Linked DNA regions of Homo sapiens: region 2 is linked to region 1. Evidence: chromatin contacts called from ENCODE Hi-C or POLR2A ChIA-PET data. All regions are on one chromosome and are shown on one strand. Each heading gives the region's core, a stretch centred on a gene start or an enhancer-like site at or near the end of the contact. The rest is flanking DNA. Distances are from core to core; before and after follow the strand shown. Region 1 has its middle 77 kb from the start of CUX1. Region 2 overlaps CUX1 (cut like homeobox 1).

What was found. A loop is a pair of places that touch in the nucleus more often than their neighbours do. ChIA-PET counts read pairs that join two places held with the same protein, here RNA polymerase II (POLR2A). Pooled maps may share reads with other maps.
Region 2: a loop to region 1 is called in a map of aorta, with 2.7 times the contacts of the local background. The contact joins two enhancer-like sites. A Hi-C loop is called at or near these places in 1 of 168 maps with a recorded cell type or tissue (aorta), 1 of 37 single-sample maps with no recorded cell type and 6 of 50 pooled maps. POLR2A ChIA-PET finds 5 or more read pairs at or near these places in 2 of 52 experiments (BJ and H1).

The regions. Positions count from the first base shown.
Region 1 is chr7:101,737,345-101,743,813 of GRCh38, reverse strand. No RefSeq gene overlaps it. Among named protein-coding and RNA genes, the nearest start is that of CUX1, 77 kb to the left of the region's middle. RefSeq lists a silencer at 1-94 and enhancers at 1-917, 2,401-2,470, 2,591-2,670. Within about 2 kb of position 2,678, at least 3 of the 41 ENCODE cell types and tissues checked have a DNase peak (open chromatin) inside an H3K27ac peak, as active enhancers do.
Region 2 is chr7:102,122,548-102,129,016 of GRCh38, reverse strand. All of the region lies in intron 8 of CUX1 (cut like homeobox 1), which reads right to left. Among named protein-coding and RNA genes, the nearest start is that of SH2B2, 160 kb to the left of the region's middle. RefSeq lists an enhancer at 3,244-3,796 and a silencer at 5,277-5,503. Within about 2 kb of position 3,641, at least 12 of the 41 ENCODE cell types and tissues checked have a DNase peak (open chromatin) inside an H3K27ac peak, as active enhancers do.

The sequences.
Region 1 (6,469 bases), core at 1,429-3,928:
AGCCTCCGGGGCCGTCCCCGCTGCCTTTGCAGAAGGCGCCTCCGCTGTGGCTCTTCCCCCTGGGCTGGAGCCAGAGCCTAGCGCACCCGGAGGAGGAGGAGGAGGAGGACGAGGAGGAGGAGGAGGCGGCGGCGGCGGCTGCGTTGCCGTCTGTGCCCATCACCTGAGCTGCACCGGGCGGGGAGGATAACAATTATTGGGAGAGGTTTGAAAAAAAAATCATTATCAAATAACTACAGCTTGCAAAAGTTGGCGGGCGGAACGGAAAACGCGGGCTGGATCGCTCTGGGGACGCCGCCGCCGCTCCCGAGCAGCTCCGCGGTAGCCAGAAATGGAAGGACGTACATCTGCAACGCATTTGTGCGAGGTTCACCTTGGAGACCGCGCTGCTGGATGCAGGCGGCGAGTTCACGCGAAAGGAAAAACTCTTTTAAGAGGGATTTCTCCTTGGGGGACCCTGCCCGGCACGCGCGGCGGGGAAGGGCGCCCCCTGCCAGGCGCGCGCGTGGAGCTGGGACGCTCCGATGGGGTGGGGGCCGCTTCTCTGAGCCTCAGTTTCTCAGTCTGTCCGAGGACTTGTACAGATTCGTGGCTGGCCTTGCAGGACCCTTCCAGTGGGGATATTCTTTTATTATTTTTATTTTTTATTTATTATTTTGTTTAGATGGAGTCTCATTCTTGTCGTCCCAGCTGGAGTGCAGTGGCACAATCTCGGCTCACTGCAACCTCCGCTTCCCGGGTTCAAGTGATTCTCCTGCCTCAGCCTCTCGAGTAGCTGGGATTACAGACCCCCGCCGCCATGCCCGGCTAATTTTTGTATTTCTAGTAGAGGGGTTTCACCATGTTGGCCAGGCTGGTCTTGAACTCCTGGCCTCAAGTGACCTGTCCGCCTAGGCCTCCCAAAGTGCTGACATTACAGGCTGAGCCACTGCGCCCAGCCTCCAGTGGGGATAGTCTAAGAATCTTCTTATTTCTGGCACCAGGTCCCGATGGAGGTAGAGGTACCAGCCCTTAAGGTACCAGGACCTGGTCATCGCATTCCCAGCCCTGTTTACATTCTAGGGTGCTGCGGGTACGTGATGGTCTAAGGAAGATCAAATCCACTTTCCACTTCTCAGGGCCCTGCCGACAAGTGCAACGGTTTGTTCCTTCTCAGGGGAGGAGGGGACCCCTGTCCCCCTTCTCAGGGGCAGTTCCATCCATTCTCACCTCTTGGGTCTTCAGTGTGCACCTCCCACAGCTCACAGACATCCCTGTCTCCCCTAAACCCCTTTGCCGTGACGCCCACCGCCCATCCACCTTCCCCCGCGGGCTTCCTTCTCAGAGTGGTCAGTACGTAGTCTAGTGTCCACATCTTCCTCCCTGCAGTCACTTTGAAGGTGGCCCAAGCTTCAGGGCCCCCCTCCTTCTCCAAACACGGCTGGGCCTCTGGGCTTTTTGGAGTTAGAAAAGGGGAGGGGGGCTGTGGGGAGCGAGAGGTGCAGGAGTGAAGTGTGGGGACCCTTCCTGGGACCCCTCACCCTCACACACACACCACCCCACTTGCCTAAGACAGGCACAACTGGAGCCATCTTGAGACCCAGAATTCCTCTCCAGGTTATGGTGTTTCTCACGGTCCTTGCCCACCAGGAGATAGAAAGTTCTGGAAAGATGCTGTTGGAAAGGTGAAGCTAGAAGCACGGCCTCTTTGCACAGGCTATGCTTTAAGTACTCATAACTGGCTCACATCTACTGAGCCATCACTGTGTACCAAGCACTGTTCTAACGTTTTATTTTTATTTTATTTTTTATTTTTGAGACAGAGTCTTCCTCTGTTGCCCAGGCTGGAGTGCAGTGGCATGATCTCAGCTCACTGCAACCTCTGCCTCCGCCCCCTCTCAAGTGATTCTCCTGCATCAGCTTCCTGAGTAGCTGGGATTACAGGTGCCAGCCACCACACCCAGCTAATTTTTGTATTTTCAGTAGAGATGGGGTTTCACCATGTTGGCCAGGCTGGTCTCGAACTCCTGACCTCAGGTGATCCACCTGCCTTGGCCTCCCAAAGTGGTAGGATTACAGGTGAAATGTTTTAAATGTGTTGTTTTGAAGAGACAGGACCTCCCTCTGTTGCCCAGGCTGGAGTGCAGTGGCGCAATTATGGCTCACTGCAGCTTGAAACTCCTGGGCTCAAGTGATCCTCTCTCCTCAGCCTCCCAAGTAGCTGGGACTACAGGCTTGTGTAGCCACGCCTGGCTAACTTTATAATTTTTTATAGAGTGGGATCTCACTATGTTGCCCAGGCTGATCTCAACTCCTGGCCTCAAGTGATCCTTCTGCCTCCACCTCCCAAAGTGCTGGGATTACCAGTTTAAGCCACCACGCCCAGCCACCAACTCACTTTCACTTGGCTAAATCGCGCCCTGTTTGGAAGACGGAGCCTGAAATTGGCAGGAGAGCTGGATGTGGCCATGGTCCTTCACTGCCCAGGGCGTGCTTGTCCCATCCAGCCTGTACTCCTGTGGCTGTGTGGATGACCAAGGGCTCACCTGGTCTTGCTTTTCTTCACCTCACTCTTCCCAAGAGGCTGGTTCTGACACTAACAGTCACCCATTGGTAAACAGCCCAGCACCAAAAGCCCCTAAGAACCTTCAGATAAGAGACATCCCTTGGGGGAAGGAAGAAAAAAAAAACACAACCTAACAGGAAGCCAAGTGGGTAAACGGTTACTTGCATGATTCTAAAGCCTGCATGTTTCTTCCCCAGGCGAGAGAGACTGAGCCTTTCACTCTCAGAGCCAGCTTGGCCAGAGTCTCAGAAGCAAGGTCTCTGTGCACCTTGGGGCTGTTGGCAGGGCTGAGGAGAGGAGTAACCAAATCATGGGTCTGGGAGAGAAATTTCCTCCGATGCTTTTCTGGCTCCTACCTAGAGAGTTCTCTCACTTCTGAGAGGTATCCTGTGAGGGCACAGTGGACAGGAGCAGAGACCTGGGGTCAGGCAGGCCCAGCACAGAGATGCCTAATGCCCTTGGGAAGTCACTTGACCTTCCCGAATCCACCTTTTTTTTTTTTTTTTTTTTGAGTTGGAGTCTCACTCTGACACCCAGGCTGGAGTGCAGTGGTGCAATCTTGGCTCACTGCAGCCTCCGTCTCCTGGGTTCAAGCAATTCTCCTGCCTCAGCCTCCCAAGTACCTGGGATTATAGGCATGTGCCATCATGCCCGGCTAATTTTTGTATTTTTAATGGAGATGGGGTTTTGCCACGTTGGCCGGGCTGGTCTCGAACTCTTGAGCTCAGGTGATCTGCCCACCTTGGCCTCCCAAACTGCTGGGGTTACAGGCATGAGCCACTGCACTGGGCCCCGAGTCTTCCTTTTAAACCATGAAACGGGGATTGCCCAGGTGTGATGGCTCACATTTATAATCTCAGCTCTTTGGGAGGCCAAGGCAGGAGGATCGCTTGAGGCTAGGAGTTCCAGACCAGTCTGGGCAACATAGCGAGACCTCGTCTCTACAAAAAATAACAATTAAAAAATTAGCCAAGTGTGGTGGCGTGTGCCTACAGTTCCAGCTACTTGGGATGCTGAGGCTGGAGGATGGCTTGAGCCCAGGAGTTGGAGGCTGCAGTGAGCTATGATCACACCACTGCATTCCAGTCTGGGCAACAGAGCAAGACCCTGTCTCTAAAAACCAAACACAAAAAGCCAAAAAACAAAGCTAAAACAACCCCTAGAGGTGTGATCAAAGGGCTGGGGAGGAGGGAGAGAGGAGGAGCTTCCCCAGGGGAGACTTCATCACCAAACTCTGTACCTGCAGGCACCTTGTCCTGCCCTGGAGGTGGGGGTTGGTGAACCGGAAACCCATGACTCACTCCCTCCCTGCCCAGCCAGGCCTGGACAGCTGTGCAAACAGACTGAGGAAGGGGCTTCCAGGCCACACTCTGTGCCTCTCCTCCTCCTCCTCCTCCTCCTCTTCCTCCTCCCTGGAGTCAGCCCAGGCTGGCTCCATCCCTCTGGGCCCCTTCTCTCCCTGAAAATTGCAGGAATGTGCACCACTGTGTTAGAACCAAGTCCTTGGAAGACTCCAGATTTCCCCTAGACTTGGGAGTACTGGGACTTAGGAAGAAGGGGTTGGGGCTGTCCAGGTCTCCCTGGCCCGAGGGTCTCACCCTTAGGTCCTCCGAAGCTCTGTTTCCAAGGATAGCAGACCCGCCCTCACAATAGCACCCACTCACTGAGTCCCTTCTGTCACGGTGCATACCCTGCTGTCCCTGGGACCTGTACTTGGATGTCTCAAGGGCATGTTCAACTCCCCGTGTCCCAAACTCAACTCAGGCTCTCTCCTCTCAGGATATGTCCCCGCCCTCCACCCAGGGCTCAGGCCAGAAGCCTTGGAGTCCTTCTTGACATCACCCTCTCCCTCACCTTCCCCACCCAATCTGACATCAAACTGTGTAGACTCCAGCTCCGAAAAATACCCCAATCCAACTATTCCTGGCCATCTCTGCTGCCCTACCCGTGGGGGCCTCTGCCCTCGCTCCACCTCCCATTCACTCATCCTCCACCCTGCAGCCAGAGTAACCTTTTTTCTTTTTTCTTTTTTTGAGATGGAGTCTCACTCTGTCGCCCAGGCTGGAGTGCAGTGGCACGATCTCGCCTCACTGCAACATCTGCCTGCCCGGTTCAAGCAATTCTCCTGCCTCAGCCACCCAAGTAGCTGGGATTACAGGTGTGCACCACCGTGCATGGCTAATTTTTGTATTTTTAGTAGAGATGGGGTTTCACCATGTTGGCCAGGCTAGTCTTGAACTGCTGACCTCAAGTGATCCTCCTGCCTTGACCTCCCAAAGTGCTGGGATTACAGGCATGCACCACCATGCGTGGCTAATTTTTGTATTTTTAGTAGAGACGGGGTTTCACTTTGTTGGCCAGGCTAGTCTCGAACTCCTGACCTCAAGTGATCCTCCTGCCTTGACCTCCCAAAGTGCTGGGATTACAGGCATGCACCACCACGCATGGCTAATTTTTGTATTTTTAGTAGAGATGGGGTTTCACCATGTTGGCCAGGCTGGTCTTGAACTCCTGACCTCAAGTGATCCTCCTGCCTTGACCTCCCAAAGTGGTAGGATTACAGGCGTGAGCCACTGCGCCTGGCAACCAGAGTAATTTTTTTTTTTTTTTTTTTTTTAGACAGAGTCTCGCTCTGTTGCCCAGGCTGGAGTGCAGTGGCACAATCTCGGCTCACTGCAAGCTCCACCTCCCGGGTTCACGCCATTCTCCTGCCTCAGCCTCTCAAGTAGCTGGGACTACAGGCGTCTGCCACCACACCCGGCTAATTTTTGTATTTTTAGTACAGACGCGGTTTCACCTGGTTAGCCAGGATGGTGTTAATCTCCTGACCTCGTGATCTGCCAGTCTCGGCCTCCCAAAGTGCTGGGATTACAGACGTGAGCCACCGCACCTGGCCCAGAGTAATTTTATTAAAATGTCAATCAGATCACATTTCTCCCTGCTTACAACTTTTTGATAGTTTCTCATTGGATTTAAGACAAAATCCAAATTCCATATATCACAGCCTGCAAGTCCTTCCATGCTGTATCTCCTTGCATAGTTTAATAGTCCCCTGCACTGGACTGTAAGCTCACAGAGGGCAGGAATAGCCCATTTTTATGCACTGGGGCTCCTGTAGGGTGTGAGAGAATCCCAACCCCTTGCCTTTGATCTGAGCTGGACACACTGCAAAGACATGCTCCAAAACTTTTCCCATGTGACACTCATGTGACCCACCTCAAGGGGTGCCACCACCATTTCACCTGTTACGCAGATGGCGAAGCCAAGTTTCCAAGACGGCAGGAGACTTGTAAAAGGGCACACGGATAATAACTGCAGTAGACAGGCTGTACTGGCGTTCACTGTGTGCTATGACCGGTTCTAATCACTCTGTGTGTAGTTTTACATTGAATGCTACATACTAACCCTGAAAAGTAGACAGTCTTCCTTCCTCCCTCCCCTCCTCCCTCTTTCCCTTCCTTCCTCCCTCCCTTCCCTCCTTCTTCCCTCCCTCCCTCCCTCCCTTCCCTCCTTCTTCCCTCCCTCCCTCCCTTCTCTCTCTCTCTCTTTCTTTCTTTTTTTTTTTTTTGGAGACGTTGTCTCGCCCTGTTGCCCAGGCTGGAGTGCAGTGGCACAGTCTCGGCTGACCTCCGCCTCCTGAGTTCAAGTGATTCTCCTGTCTCAGCCTCCTGAGTAGCTGGGATTACAGGCATGTGCCACCACACCCAACTAATTTTTGTATTTTTGTAGAGACAGGGTTTCTCCATGTTGGCCAGGCTGGTCTCAAACTTCTGACCTCAGATGATCTGCCCGCCTCAGCCTCCCAAGGTGCTGGGATTACAGTGTGAGCACCATGCCCAGCCAAACCTCTTTCAATTCTATCATGCATAGCTCTGAGATTCTCATCTGAACATGGCTTCCTTCTCTACATGGATTTGTGCTGAG
Region 2 (6,469 bases), core at 2,392-4,891, 380 kb before region 1:
CTGTACCAGGCACTAATGTGGCATTCTTTTCTCTTTTTTTTTTGAAACAGAGTCTCTGTTGCCCAGGCTGGAGTGCAGTGGCGGGATCTCAGCTCACTGCAACCTCCACCTCCCCAGTTCAAGTGATTCTTCTACTTCAGCCTCCCGAGTAGCTAGAATTACAGACACATGCCACCACGCCCAGCAAATTTTTGTATTTTTAATAGAGACAGGGTTTCCTCATGTTGGCCAGTCTGGTCTCAAACTCTTGGCCTCAAGTGATCCACCTGCCTTGATCTCCCAAAGTGCTGGGATTACAGGTGAGGCGTGGCATTCTTTTATTTCACTTATGAAAATACTAAGGTCTGAGTAAGGAAACCTCCTGCCCTGCTTGAGGTTACATAATTCATGGAGTTGGGAATTAAACCCAGGTCTTTACGATGTTGCGACCCAGGTTCTTCCCACCGTGACTCATGCTGTGCCCGGTGCCCTGGATGCAGCCCTGCCTGAAGGCCACTCCACAAACAGGCCCTGCTGGGGGACAGCATCCGAGATCCAGGTCTCTGGGAAGTAGAACTGGGCAAGAAAGTGCAAGAGGCTGACAAAAGGGCCAGCTCCTCCGTCCTGCCTGGCACCCGGCCCAATCCGGTGCTGCGGCCGAGGGAGGGGCTTTGTGGGGTCACACCTGGGGACAGATGGGACCAGAGTCAGGGTCTCTGAGCCGTGCATATCATCCACTGTCCCTGACTTTTCACTAGAGGCATCTACAAACGTCATGGAGCAGCAGTCTAGGAACAGAGGCCCCGTGCCAGTACTGCCATGAGCCCTTGGAGAATTCTGGGCTTCCAAACGCTCTTGTCTGATGATGGCCTTGGGAGGCTACCTCAAGATGCCACAGCCGGCTGGGCGTGGTGGCTCACGCCTGTAATCCCAGCCCTTCTGGAGGCTGAAGTGGGCCGATCACCTGAGGTCAGACCAGCTTGGCCAACTGGCGAAACCCTGTCTCTACTAAAAATACAAAAATTCACTGGGCGTGGTGGCACACACCTGTAGTCCCAGCTACTCAGGAGGCCGAGGCAGAAGAATCGCTTAAATCTGGGAGGTGGAGGTTGCAGTGAGCCGAGATCATGCCACGGCACTCCAGCCTGGGTGACAGAGCAGGACTCCGTCTCAAACAAAACAAAACAAACAAACAAACAAACAAAAAACACGAAAAAGATGCCACAGCCACTGGCAGAACATGAAGGCATAGAAAGAACAGGGACAAAGCTCCCCAGATTAAACCCCAAAGGGCAATGAAAGCAGTGTAATAAATCAGGCTCCTGAACAGCAGGGAAATAAGTGGTAAGTCTTAGGGCTCACCTACGTGATGGAATGTTATGCAGTATGCACTGTGTTTCTGAAGAATATTTAATGATAAGCAAGAAATATTTACAACATGTCAGGTAAAAAAAAAAACAAAAACAAAAAACAAACCCTAGAAATCAAAATCATGTTATCAGTCTATGCCACTGGTAAAAAACAGACGAGTTTGGGCGAAGCAGCTCATGCCTATAATCCCACTCAGCACTTTGGGAGGCCAAGGTGGGAGGATTGTTTGAGCCCAGGAGTTCAAAACCAGCCTGGGCAACACGGCAAGACCCTGTCTCTACAAAAAATACAAAACTGGCCTGGTGTGGGGTGCACACCTGCAGTCCTAGCTACTCGGGAGGCTGAGGTGGGAGGATCGCTCAAGCCCAGGAGTTGGAGGCTGCAGTGAGCTATGATAGTGCAACTGCCCTGCAGGCTGGGTGACAGGGTGAGACCCTATCTCGTAAAAAGAAAAAAAAGAAAAAAGAAAGCACTATATAGATCAGGGGTCCCCAGTCCCTTGGCCACATCTGTGGCCTGCTAGGAACTGGGCCGCACAGCAGGAGATGCGCTGCAGGAGGGAAGCTTCGTCTGTATTTACAGCTGCTCCCCATTGCTCTCATGACTGCTTGAGCTCTGCCTCCCGTCAGATGAGCAGCAGCATTAGATTCTCATAGGAGTGCAAACCCTACTGTGAACTGCGCATGCGAGGGATCTAGGCTGCACACTCCTTATGAGAATCTAATGCCTGATGATCTGTCACTGTCTCCCATCACCCCCAGATGGGACTGTGTAGTTGCAGAAAAACAAGCTCAGGGCTCCCACTGATTCTACATGATGGTGAGTTGTAGAATTATTTCATTATATATTACAATGTCATAATAATAAAGTGCACAATAAATAGAACGTGCTTGAATCATCCTGAACCGCGCCCCCCACTGCACTGGTCCATGGAAAAATTATCTTTCACAAAACTGGTCCCTGTTGCCAACAAGGTTGGGGACAGCTGTGTTAGATGATTTTGCCTAACTGTAGACTAATTAACGTGGGTGTTCTGAGCACGCTTAAAATAGGCGAGGCTAAGCTATGACATTTAGGTTAGGTGTGCTAAACACATTTTAGACTTAAGGTATTTACAAGTTACGATGGGTTTAGGGGACATAATGCCATTGTAAGGAACAATCTGTATAGAAAAAAAGACTATGGAAATAGGCCAAAATGTTAACAATGATCATCTTTGCTGTGGGATTATGAGTGATGATCTGCTTCCTTTAAAAAAAATCTTTGAGAATTTTCTAAACTTTGTATAGTAAACATGTATGGCTTTTGTACTTAAAAATAATGTCACGGGCCGGGCGTGGTACCTCACACTTCTAATCTCAGCACTTTGGGAGGCCGAGGCGGGTGGATCACTTGAGACCAGGAGTTCAAGACCAGCCTGGCCAACATGATAAAACCCCGTCTCTACAAAAAATACACACACACACACACACACACACACACACACACAGCCGGAAATGGTGGTGCACACTTGTAGTCCCAGGTACTCGGGAGGCTGAGGCTGGAGAATCGCTTGAACCCAAGAGGCAGAGGTTGCAGTGAGCTGAGATCGCACCACTGTACTCCAGCCTGGGCAACAGAGTGAGACTCTATCTCAAAAATAAAATAAAATAAAACATAAAAAAGGGAAAATAATGTCATGTAAAAGGAAACAGCCTATAATTCCAGCTACTTGGGTGGCTGAGGTGGGAAGATTGCTTGAACCCAGGAGGCGGAGGTTGTAGTGAGCCAAGATCATATCACCGCACTCCAGCCTGGGTGATAGAGTGAGACCTTGTCTCAAAAAAATAAATAAAATAAAATAAAATAAAATAAAAACAGCAGGACTGGCTGAGACTGCATGACAAAATTTTTTAAAAAATTATTTATGTATATTCATAAACATGTTTATATACATGGACACATGTACAGTGCCTTTTTTTTTTTTTTTTTGAGATGGAGTTTTGCTCTTGTCACCCAGGCTGGAGTGGAGTGGTGCGATCTCGGGAGTATTCCACAGGAAGGACGGTTCTCCTTTCTGCCAGCCTTCCCGCGTCTCTTCACAAGGTCCCTGGGTGGAACCGGGCAGCGTGAGGCAAGTCACTTTCTCCTCTGCCACTTCTGAAGCAAATAAGACGTGCTATGTCACTGAGATTTGCATGGCCAAGGCCCTCCCAGCGGCGGCCAGGGACTCCCCGTGGTGAGTCAGAACCTCATAGCTTTAAGGAATTTTACTGGGGGCAGAAGGTGGCGTGAATGTTCCAGGCTGGGCCTCCGTCCTAACTCTTCACTGTTGAAGCACTTGAAGGCTGGGTGGCGCCTGCTTTCTGCTTAGGAGCCAACAGCATCCTGAGTTTACCTTTCCAGAGCGCAAACGTCCTCATTGGGCAGGCTGCAGGCTGAACGCTACAGAGGCCGTTCAGCTCTGCGGTAACCCTGACCCACTCATCATCATGGGGAAGGCTCAAGAGTTCCTGGAGAGCCACGACGTGCTAAGCCTGTGGTGTACAGAGTGTGGGATAAAGCCGGTCTTTTGAGGTAGTTTTCAGTCAACACTTAAAAAATGGGGCCAGACGCGGTGGCTCATGCCTGTAAATCCAGCACTTTAGAAGGCTGAGGTGGGCAGATCACCTGAGGTCAGGAGATCGAGACCAGCCTGGCCAACATGGCGAAACCCTGTCTCTGTTAAAAATACAAAAATTAGCTGGGCGTGGTGCCCTGTGCCTGTACTCCCAGATACTTGGGAGGCTGAGACATAAAAATTGCTTGAACCCAGGAGGCGGAGGTTGCAGTGAGCCGAGATCATGCCACTGCACTCCAGCCTGGGCAACAGAGGGGAGACTCTGTCTCAAAAAAAAAAAAAAAATTTCTACTAACCAATTTTACAATATACCGGCATTAACTATAGTCACTGTCTAATACATCTCTCAAACTTATTCCTCCTGTCTACCTATAAATATGTATCATTTAACCAACCTCTCCTCACCCCCTGGTAACCACCATTCTTCTTAACTTTTATGTGATCAACGTTTTACATGAGTGAGATCTTGTGGTATTCGTCTTTCTGTGCCTGGTTCATTTCACTTAATGTAACATCCCCCAGATGAATCCACGTTGTTGTTGCAAATGGCAGGATTTCCTTTTGTAAGGCTCCATCATATTCCACTGTGGATCTACACATTTTCTTCATCCATTCATCTGAAGCTGGGCACATAGGTCACTTCCTCACCTAGGCTGCTGTGTGAACAGCGCTGTGATAAACGTGTGAGTGCAGGTATGCCTGCAACACAGCCATTTCCTTTCTTTGGATAAATACCCAGCAGTGACATTGCTGGATTGCAGCCTGCATTCGGCACTGCTGTGCAGGCTGCAGAAATGCCCGTTATCCACCCTGACCCCCACAATTTTGGGATGCAGGAAGGGGTGTGTCATGACACCCCCGTTTCACAGATCACCATATGTGCTACAATCTATACACTGTATTCACTCAACAGTCCGTTACCCATTTCCTTCACATATACACTGCAAGATCCCTAGGCTTACCTTAACAGTGAATCAGAAAAACTTTAAGGATCTCTTAAATAGGTAAAATCTGTAGGAATGCACGCCAAACCCAGGTGACAGTCTGTGAATAATGATTTTCTCTACCCTCTCAAAGGATGCTGGATGAATATGATTGCTTTATTGGCCAGGCGCGGTGGCTCATGCCTGTAATCCCATACTTTGGGAGGCCGAGATGAGTGGATCACTTGAGCTCAGGAGTTCAAGACCCGCCTAGGTAACATGGTGAAACCCCCATCTCTACTAAAAATACAAAAATTAGCCAGGTGTGGTGGTACACACCTGTGATACCAGCTACTTGGGTGGCTGAGGTGGGAAAATCGTTTGAAACCGGGAGGTAGAAGTTGTAGTGAGCCAAGATCGCATCACTGTACTCTAGCCTGGGTGACAGAGTGAGACCCTGTCTCAAAATCAATAAATAAAAAAAAGCAGTAGGACTGGTTGAGAGACTGTATGATAATTTTTTTTTTTTTTTTTTTGAGACGGAGTCTCACTCTGCCACCCAGGCTGGAGTGCAGTGGCACAATCTCGGCTCACTGCAAGCTCTGCCTCCCGGGTTCACGCCATTCTCCTGCCTCAGCCTCCCGAGTAGCTGGGACTATAGGCACCCGCCACCACGCCTGGCTCATTTTTTATATTTTTAGTAGAGATGGGGTTTCACTGTGTTAGCCAGGATGGTCTCAATCTCCTGACCTCATGATTCGCCCGCCTCGGCCTCCCAAAGTGCTGGGATTACAGGCATGAGCCACTGCGCCCGGCCGATAAAAATTTTTTAAAAACTGATTGCATGTTTATATTCACAAACATGTTTATATACATGGCCACATGCACAGTGCCTCTCTTTTTTTTTTATTTTTGAGACAGAGTCTAACTCTATTGCCCAGGCTGGAGTGTAGTGGCGCGATCTCAGCTCACTGCAACCTCTGCCTCCTAAGTTCAAGCAATTATCCTACCTTAGCCTCCCGTGTAGCTGGGATTACAGGCATGCGCCACCACACCCAGCTAATTTTTGTATTTTTAGTAGAGACGGGGTTTCACCATGTTGGCTGGTCTGGTCTTGAACTTCTGACCTCAGGTGATCCACCCATCTCGGCCTCCCAGAGTTCTGGGATTACAGGTATGAGCCACCGTGCCCGGCTGCCTCTCTATTTATGTGTACGTGTTTTTGAGTACAGAGTGTGTGAGCCTGTGTGTGTGCATGTGACGTCTGTAAGCCCCCTCCCACCCTGTCCTTACTCTATCGTTCCAGCACCTGACACCACACCTACCACAGTAAAGCAGCCCTTCCCTAAACATCAATGAAGGAGAGGAGTAAAGTTTGGCAATTCTCACTGATGCTTTGCAATAGACATGTCTATTACATGTCAATTACATTTCCTAGCCATGTCTGGGGGCCACAGAACTGGCAAAGAATCGTCAGCGCTCAGAGGAATTTCTACCTGGACTTGGAACTATGAAGCCACCCCCTTGTTTTTGTCTAGCCCCCAACCTGGGGAGACACCAGGTCATGGTTGTACTATTCAGAGGGGGCCAAGACAGC